2 separate regions of the Homo sapiens genome follow, and region 1 is linked to region 2. A link is a contact called in ENCODE Hi-C data. All regions are on one chromosome and are shown on one strand. The core of a region is the stretch at or near the end of the contact, and the rest is flanking DNA. Distances in the headings are between cores, read along the strand shown. Region 1 holds the start of PLSCR2 (phospholipid scramblase 2). Region 2 holds the start of PLSCR4 (phospholipid scramblase 4).

Region 1 (4,121 bases), core at 942-3,441, 220 kb after region 2:
AACAACCCAGACCTCCCTTGAATATTAATCTAGTTGAATAATATATTTACATGATATGTAAATTTTATGCACTTAAAAGATTTGGTTACCATCTAATTACTACCATTTGATTAATATTCAAGGAATCTTAACCAAAGGCATAGAGCATGAAAGGCACTGTACAGGCACTAAAAAATGGAGGAGTCAGGCAGTTAATAAAATTAAATATATTCCAGCACATTATATTAATTAAATTTATTATAAATATATTATGGATAACACATATATAACAATACAAATGTATTTGTACATATACAAATACATTAAGCACTATGAATACAAATAATGGTACAATAAAAAGGATATGGAGTCATTGATTTAGTTGGAGTAGTGGTGGCATTGTCAGGAAAGTCAGAGCGGAGAGTTGAAAAAAGTCTAGAATCAGCCAGGCCATAGGGATGTATGAGGGGCGTGGTAGGGCATTATAGACAGAGGGAAGCTCACTAGTAGAAGTCCTAAGCTGCAGGAAACTGGGCTTATTCGGGAAATGAAAATTTATGAAATTACAGAGCCAAAGATGGACAGACCCTTAGAGATGAGGATGGAAAGGTGCACAAGGGCCAGTTCACAAATGTTTAAAGTCGCTCTACCTGCACTTTAAGACCTCAAAGGCCAGAGCTTGGTTTGTCTTATCCAAGACAAGCCACTTAATCTGTGTTTGTTAATTCAACAATGAGTGTACAGTATTATTTTGCTCTTTTCAGTCAGTAAGAATAGTTCCCTTACAGATCTGAAGGCTGCTTCATGTACAGTGAGACCCAGGTATTTTACACTTGTCTATCCAACTGCAGCAATCCACTCATTTTCCTTTGTATGTGTTTTTCATTTCCTTGTGCTTGTTCATTGCTCAAAACCCTTCTATTGTAAACATCAGGGTGGCAATAAGAGAAAGGTTTGCTCTTAGGAAAAGTTCAAGAAAGAAAGGAGCCCCCAAACCGCCTGACACTTCTAAGTGTCACTGGTACTAACCATGTATCTCAGTGTCATAAGCGGGAAGAAACAACGACTGCCTGTTCCTGCAACTGGCAAGTGGCCATGCCAAGACTTCCAGAAATAACAGTGAATGAATGAAACCACATGGGAACCAGAGAGTCAGCTTGGAGAGGCAGGGACTTTGTCAAATATTTAAAATAATAAACGCTAACTTTCACTGAGTACTTTCTGTAGTGCCAGGCACTGCTCTAAGAACTTTACATTAACACACATTAATTACTGCTCAAAAACCTTTCCTAACAACCCAGACCTCCCTCACAAATAGGAGTTTTCCTTTCTTCTTTATAAATGAGAAAACTAAGCCCATAAAGATAAAATGTTTACTTAATGCTGTACAGCTCAGTAACTAGCTGAATTGAAATTATTCATGATTCATGTCCGTTGCATTTATGTTCCTATTTCGTTGAAAAACAAACAAAAAATCTCACATTCTCCCAATGTGCCAAATTTCAGTGTAATACTCTGTAGCTCATTTAATACTTACACAATTTCAGAAATGAGGCAATGGAAAGAACATATATGAAGAAAGTGGCTGACAGTCCACAGATGTGAAGCAGTAGAGGCCGAATTTAAAGTCGGGGAGCCTGACTGGAGCTAATGGTCTTAGGAACCGCGCTACATACCGCCACTATCTTTCCTAAGCTGGTATTGTAGAGGGCCTAGCATAGACGTGGGCTCCTGGCGGACTTCATTGAATACTTACTGATAAATGACAGCTTGCAGGCTGTATTAACCGTCCCTTCTAATAGCCCCACTATGCTGGCACATGCTCCTGAGCCCAGACTCTGCCCAGGATTCAGGGCCGCTCTCTACCTGTAAAGCAGTGTAGCTAAGGGGAAGCTGAGCCCCGCAAGGCGTTTTCAGGCAGGACACCCCTTGTCATTCGAACGGTTCTGGTGTGAGCCAGGGTACAGCTGGGCCGCCTGGGGCCCCTTGCCGAGTTTCCGTTCCACTTCAGGTGTCGCTTCCCGCGGCCCATTGGGCCCTTGCCCCGCCCTCTGACGCAAACACAATTATGGGGCGGAGCATCGTCCCCACTAGCCAGGCACACCCCAGTCCCATAGGGAGGCGACTGAGAAAGCCGCCCCCTTACCCGTGGCTGCAGCTGCTCCCGCACAGCCCTGAGCGAGCCGAGGTCCTAGCGTGGCTTCCTCCCGTCTGCCCCGTGACTGCCAGGCACACCTGTTGCACAGCCCTCCCGGAAGTCGGCGGAAAAGGGGCCTGGACCAGCCTCAGAGTCTACACCTGCAGCAGCCCCTAGTTTAGGTTTCTGGACCCCAAGGGTACAACAAGGCTTCCCTCCCCTGGTCCCTGCGCGGGCTCAGAGGATCCGGCTTTGCTGCTGGAGCGCGGCCGAGCTGGGGGCGCGACTGCACCCACCCCCCCACGCCGTGTGCGACGCGCAGCTGCCGCCCAGCCCGTCCCGTCTCCCTCTCCCCATCCCCGTCCCCTTTTTTGCTCTTTGGAGAGACTCCGGAAACGTTTCTCCGGTGGTTAAGGGCACAGATGAACTGGGACGTCGACACCAGCTGGAACTGGAAAATCATCAGGCGGGGAGTGGCCTACCCCGGGAACTTCCTTAACTCTGCTCTTGACCTCCATCCCTTAGAAGCCTGTAGCTTTTCAAGGTGAGGGAGCTTAGACTACAAAAGAGGAGCGGTCGAGATTATTTTATCTCTAGCCCTTGCCCTTCTCCCTTTTCTTTCCAACAAAAGGCATTTTTAAGTTAAGAGTGAAAATGATGAGGCGTGTAGAATGTTTAATTTTTCAGGACGCGCCTTTGATTTTTCAGGGTGTGCCTGCAACTGGCACACCCTCATGCAATAAATAAATACATATTGCACTGACGTTTCTACTGATTTTTTAAAAATTTATTTACACGCCTGAAACCCTAGCATTTTGGGAGGCCGAGGCAGGCGGATCACCTGAGACCAGGAGTTCAAGACCAGCCTGGACAACATGGTGAAACCCCGTCTCTACTAAAAATACAAAAATGAGCCAGGTGTGGTGGTGTGCCCCTGTAATCCCATCTACTGGGGAGGCTGAGGCAGGAGAAAAATCGCTTGAACCCGGAAGGCAGAGGTTGCAGTGAGTCGAGATCCAGCCACTACACTCCAGCCTGGGAGAGAGAGCAAGACTCGTCTCAAACAAACAAACAAAAACACATGATCTTCCAAACAATAACACCATATATGGAGAAAAATGAAACCTCACCCTCTCCATTCCCGGTGCTGTTCTCCCGATTACCCTGCTAACCAAGGTTGACACAAACATTTGAAGACACACTAAGAGAGGTGGGGGGAGGGAAGAAAAAAGGGAATGGAAGGGAGGAAGGTGGAGAAAGAAATTGAGAAAATAAGATAGAAAAAGGAAGAAGGAAAATCGAGCTACCTGAGTTTGAATTCTTTCTTTTTTACTTCCTGTGCCTGTGACTTGTGAAAATTACTTGACAATCTCTTTGCCTGTTTTCTAATCGGTAAAATGAGAGTAGTAATGGTATCTACCACAGAGGATTTTTATGATGATTAAGGAAGTTAAAATATATAAAGAATTTAGAATGATGTTTGCCATAGAGTAAGCGCTCAGTAAATGTTATATACATACAAATAAGTATATACACAGCTACACAGTGTTTTTGTTTTTTTGTTTTTTTTTTACATAAAGAGGATTATTTTATACAGCTCTTCTCTGATGTGTTTTTCACCTAACAGTGCATCTTGGAAATCTCTATCCCTCTAATACAGAACTGTGTCATTGATCTAATAATCTAGGTACTGTTTCCAAGTTTTATCAATTATAAATTGTGCTGTAGTCATCATCTTTGCACATATCTTTCTGTATACAATAAAAAAAACATTTTATTCTTTTACCAATAAGTCATGGGATTTCTAATTTTTCCACACCTCTTCGATTCTAGAATACCAATTCTAAATGTTTCCTACTGTGAATGGCAAGCATTATCTTATTTTTTGTTTGTTGATTCTGATTGTTAATGAGATTGAGGACTTTTTCATATGATTACTAATTATTTTACAGTTTTATTCTGTGATTTGTCTGAAATATAATGCTCATTTTGTTATTGTTGTTGG
Region 2 (4,393 bases), core at 1,118-3,617:
CTTGGGAGCATGTTTTGCTGGATAAATTCCAGTTAAGTAAATGAACATTTGTAAATCTGAACAGCTTTAACCCTAAAACAGCTTCACCAATTCACATTTCCACTAAAAGTTTGTAAAATTATATTTTCCTCACTGCATTTTCAACAACACCTAAAGTTATCAGACTTTCAAAATTTGTAAAATTAATGCAAAAATTGATGTCTTACTTCATATATGTTTTGGATAATTAGTGTGGCTAACAGTATTCACTCTGCTTATTATTTGCATTTCTTTTGCTTTGAGTTGACTCTTTTTATCCTTAACTGGGTCATTGATTTTGAAGGTCATTAATAAGATTTCTAGGTATATTAGCAAAATTATCTTTTTTTTTCTATTAACAATGTCCGCAGTTTGTATCTTTTTTGGGGGATGCAAATGTTAATAAAAATCATGTCCCTAAATGGGTCTAGGTTTTTGTATTATGCTTAGAAATGCTTTTCCCACATGCAATGTGCACAAATATCTATTCAGGCTTTCTTTTTCCCTTTTTAGGCTGCATATGTTTAGATTTAAACTAGTAAGCCATCTAGACTACATTTGTCTATTAACAGTGAGGAAAAGTTCCAGTTTTATTATTAGGTTTCCCAAACAAATTCCTGCTTGTCCAAGTACATTCAATTAAATGTTATTTCTTCTTCCCACCCAGTGATTTAAAATGTATGCTTATCAAATGCCAGCTTTCCTTTTATTCTTCCATGTCTCTTCAGTTTCATTTACACATCTGGTAGTAGGTCTACTGCACTGTCTTTTAATCACCACAGTTTTGTAACACCTTTTATTATATGAAGAAGTCTCCACTATATATATGTGTGTATGTATAATATTAAATGTTAAAATCATATATAATATATAAAATAAGACATAATTATATATTTTGTATTTTATTATTTGTAATATATTATACATAACGTTAATATGTTTGTTCTTCCACATGAGCTAAACAGTACAGTTAAAAACAGTAACAAAAATATTCAGTTAGGATTCTACTTATACGTTGTTTTAGAGAAATGATATCTTTACCTAGAAGAATGTTATGTATTTTATTGGATTCTCATACATACCTTTTTATATCTTCTTAAAAATAATTTCTCAATTGTGTGTTATTTCATGCCAAACTGAATTTTACTTTATTTTACTGTATTATCTAGTTTATGTATAAACATCAACTGACTTCTATAAATTAAGTATGATGCAATTGGAAACTTTGATAAATTCACTTATGCTTCCCATCAAATTTCAGTGTTTCCTATGGACATTAAGGTATACACTCACATCATGCATAAAGTGATAATATGTTCCCCTACCTGTTGTCACTCGCCCATAGAATTCACAACCATGTCACAGAGTGTAATGATTAGCATTCTTGTCTTTTTCAAATTTAATGGAAATGCTGCTAGTATTTCACAGCTATCCATGAGAGCAGATAGACAGATGGAGGTTGTGTTCTATTACTATTACAGGAGAATGCAATTTAAATTAGGCAATCTATTCCCCTTTAAGCAGTATCAAGTTTGGTGCATTATATCTTCACAAGTACTTATTTTGGTGGCTCCATTCTAAATGCAGTATAAAATTAAAAACTAAATTGTAGATCCTAAGAGAAGATAAGGCCACAAAATAAAATCCTAAGTCTTTAAATATGAACGTTTTTAAAAACAAATCAAGCACAGCCCCAAATCGCCCCAGTTTGCCAGAATTGGAAATAAGAGAGAGGGATTCTCTCCTGTCACCGCCTCCACTCGCTGAGCAATTAAAAAGTTACTATAAATAGCGTTTTTACCTGCGAGTGGCCTGGCCTGAGTCCGTGAGAGCCGCGCCGTAGAAACGCCAGAGACCCATGAGAAACCCAATCAAGCGAGACCTGTCACGCAGAGCGAAACGAAAGGGCCGCCCCCGTGAAGTGCAGCCAGGACCCCCATCCCTGGGCAGGAAACTGCTCGCTCCCAAACCCTCTGCGTCTGCAGTGCAGACGCGCGCCCGACACCACGGAACTTCTGCAACCACCTGAGGATGCGACGCGAGCGCAGTGTCCGGGAACTGCTAGCGCAGGACGCCGCGCAACCTCCGCGCCTGCCCGCAGGCACCGCGGCCTCGGGCCTCCCCTGACGACGCCCTCGGCCCCGCAGCCCGGGCGCCCGCGCCACCCTGTCCTGCTCTGCGCCCGCCTGTCCAGCCCCACTCACCGCCTGCCCCGCAGAATGCTGGGCACCGGGGACGCCAGACGCCGGGTCTAGTTGTACTGGCAGAGGAAAGGGAAAGGAAAGGAGGCAGGGAAGGGAGACGGAGAGGATTTTTCAAGTTATAAACAAAGTAAGCGCGCGGAAGGGAGGGCTAGGCGCGGGTTCTGGGGGCGGGTCCGGCACGCCTGGACCCTCCTTCCCCGCGCGCGGCTTCCCCGTCTCGGACCCCGCCCCGCGCTGGGAGAGCCGCCAGCCCGGGGGAGCGTCTTCCTGGAAGAGGTGGGGCACCCTGAAGTCCGCTGAAACCTAAAAGCCGAGGGGGAGGAAGAAATGAAGAAAATAAGTTGTCACTACTCTAATAAGAGGTGAAAGAAAAGATAAAAGCCAGCCCACGGTCACTTCCAATCAGAGGGGCAGGTTGCAGGGCCTGGGAAAGGGAGCTTTGTTCATAGATTACTGCGCCTAGAGAGAAAATGAAGAAACCCCTCTTTCTCAAGAGCCTTTTTTATTTTTTTATTTTTATTTTTGATACGGAGTCTCACTCTGTCGCCCAGGCTGGAGTGCAGTGGCGCGATCTCGGCTCACTGCAAGCTCCGCCTCCCAGGTTCAGGCCATTCTCCTGCCTCAGCCTCCCTAGCAGCTGGGACTACAGGCGCCCGCCACCACGCCCGGCTAATTTTTTGTATTTTTTACTAGAGACGGGGTTTCACCGTGTTAGCCAGGATGGTTTCGATCTCCTGACCTCGTGATCCGCCCGCCTCGGCCTCCAAAAGTGCTGGGATTACAGGCGTGAGCCACTGCACCCGGCCTCAAGAGCCTTTTTGATTTGCATTTGCGCCCACCCCCAGGTCCTTGGCTTGGTGATTTAGCCTTGGCAATGCCGTGCTGGCTGGAAACACTTGGGCATAGGGCCCAGAAATTCTGTTTTCTTTTCCACAGAATTGGGGGAGGCCAATTTGATCTTGGAGGGAAGGCGGGAGAGACGCCAATAAAGGGGAAAGGGAGCAGGTTGCCCATGTTTTCTGACATTGGGAGAAAAATGCCATTTGCTTATTACTGTTAGGCACAAATATTTCTTTCAGACCAATGGGATTCAGTTCTGTGGTGGTGCTTGGAGAGAAGCACAATACACTGACAGGAAGTGGGAGAACTGAAGGTCCTCTGACCTTATAAAGAATCAGAACTGGACAGAAGTAAGCTTGATTAAGCTCTGAGGAGTACTTGGCAGAACCCCATTGTGGGAGAAGGTTGGAAAGGGGAAGGGATGTGGGAGTGGAGTTCTAGAATTTTATATTTTTCTTTGTATGTGTGTTATTTGTTAATATTCATGTGAGAATAGATTAAAAAATTCATACTGTTCTTCTCAGTAATAATTGCACAGAACATTTCTCAGATGCAGACATAGTGTTTTACTGAAAGCATAAAACAAAGAAACTGGTGGTGAAACTAAATTATAATAGCATATGTTACTGTTGGGAGCAAGCCCCCCAAAATCTGGCCATAAACTGGCCCCAAGACTGGCCATAAACAAAATCTCTGCAGCACTGTAACATGTTCATAATGGCCCTAATGCCCAAGCTGGAAGGTTGTGGGTTTACGGGAGTGAGGGTGAGGAACACCTGGCCCGCTCAGGGCGAAAACCGCTTAAAGGCATTGTTAAGCCACAAACAATGAGCATGAGCGGTCTGTGTCTTAAGGGCGTGTTCCTGCTGCAGTTAATCCGGCCCATCCCTTCGTTTCCCTTAAGGGATACTTTTAGTTAATTTAACATCTATAGAAACAATGCTAATGACTGGTTTGCTGTTAATACGTGGGTAAATCTCTGTTCGGGGGTGTCAGCTCTGAAGGCTATGACACCCCTGATTTCCCACTTGACACCTCTATATTTCTGTGTGTGTGTCTTTAATTCCTCTAGCGCCGCTGGGTTAGGGTCTCCCCGACTGAGCTGGTCTCGGCATGTTACCTTTGTTTAAAATTTATGAAAGAGGCCAAGTAATTGAGCTTATGAATGTAAACATCCACAGTGGCCACGTGAAGATACCAAAAATTTCAAGAGCAAAACATGTCTTGTGAAACATATTGCTTTGAGGGATTAAAATAAAATCAAGTATGTCATATACCCCAAATCACAACTTTCGAGGGGAAGAAGAAGAACTCAATTTCCTGTTTTTCTG

The links. Hi-C counts contacts between places; a loop is a spot of excess contacts on that map. Pooled maps may share reads with other maps.
Region 1: a loop to region 2 is called in a pooled map, with 2.2 times the contacts of the local background. The contact joins the promoter of PLSCR2 here to the promoter of PLSCR4 in region 2. A Hi-C loop is called at or near these places in 1 of 50 pooled maps.

The regions. Positions count from the first base shown.
Region 1 is chr3:146,467,370-146,471,490 of GRCh38, forward strand. It overlaps PLSCR2 (phospholipid scramblase 2), which reads right to left and starts at 2,192. Exons shown (of 8, transcript NM_001395437.1): 1 at 2,126-2,192. RefSeq lists an enhancer at 2,181-2,250.
Region 2 is chr3:146,248,738-146,253,130 of GRCh38, forward strand. It overlaps PLSCR4 (phospholipid scramblase 4), which reads right to left and starts at 2,368. Exons shown (of 9, transcript NM_020353.3): 1 at 2,223-2,368.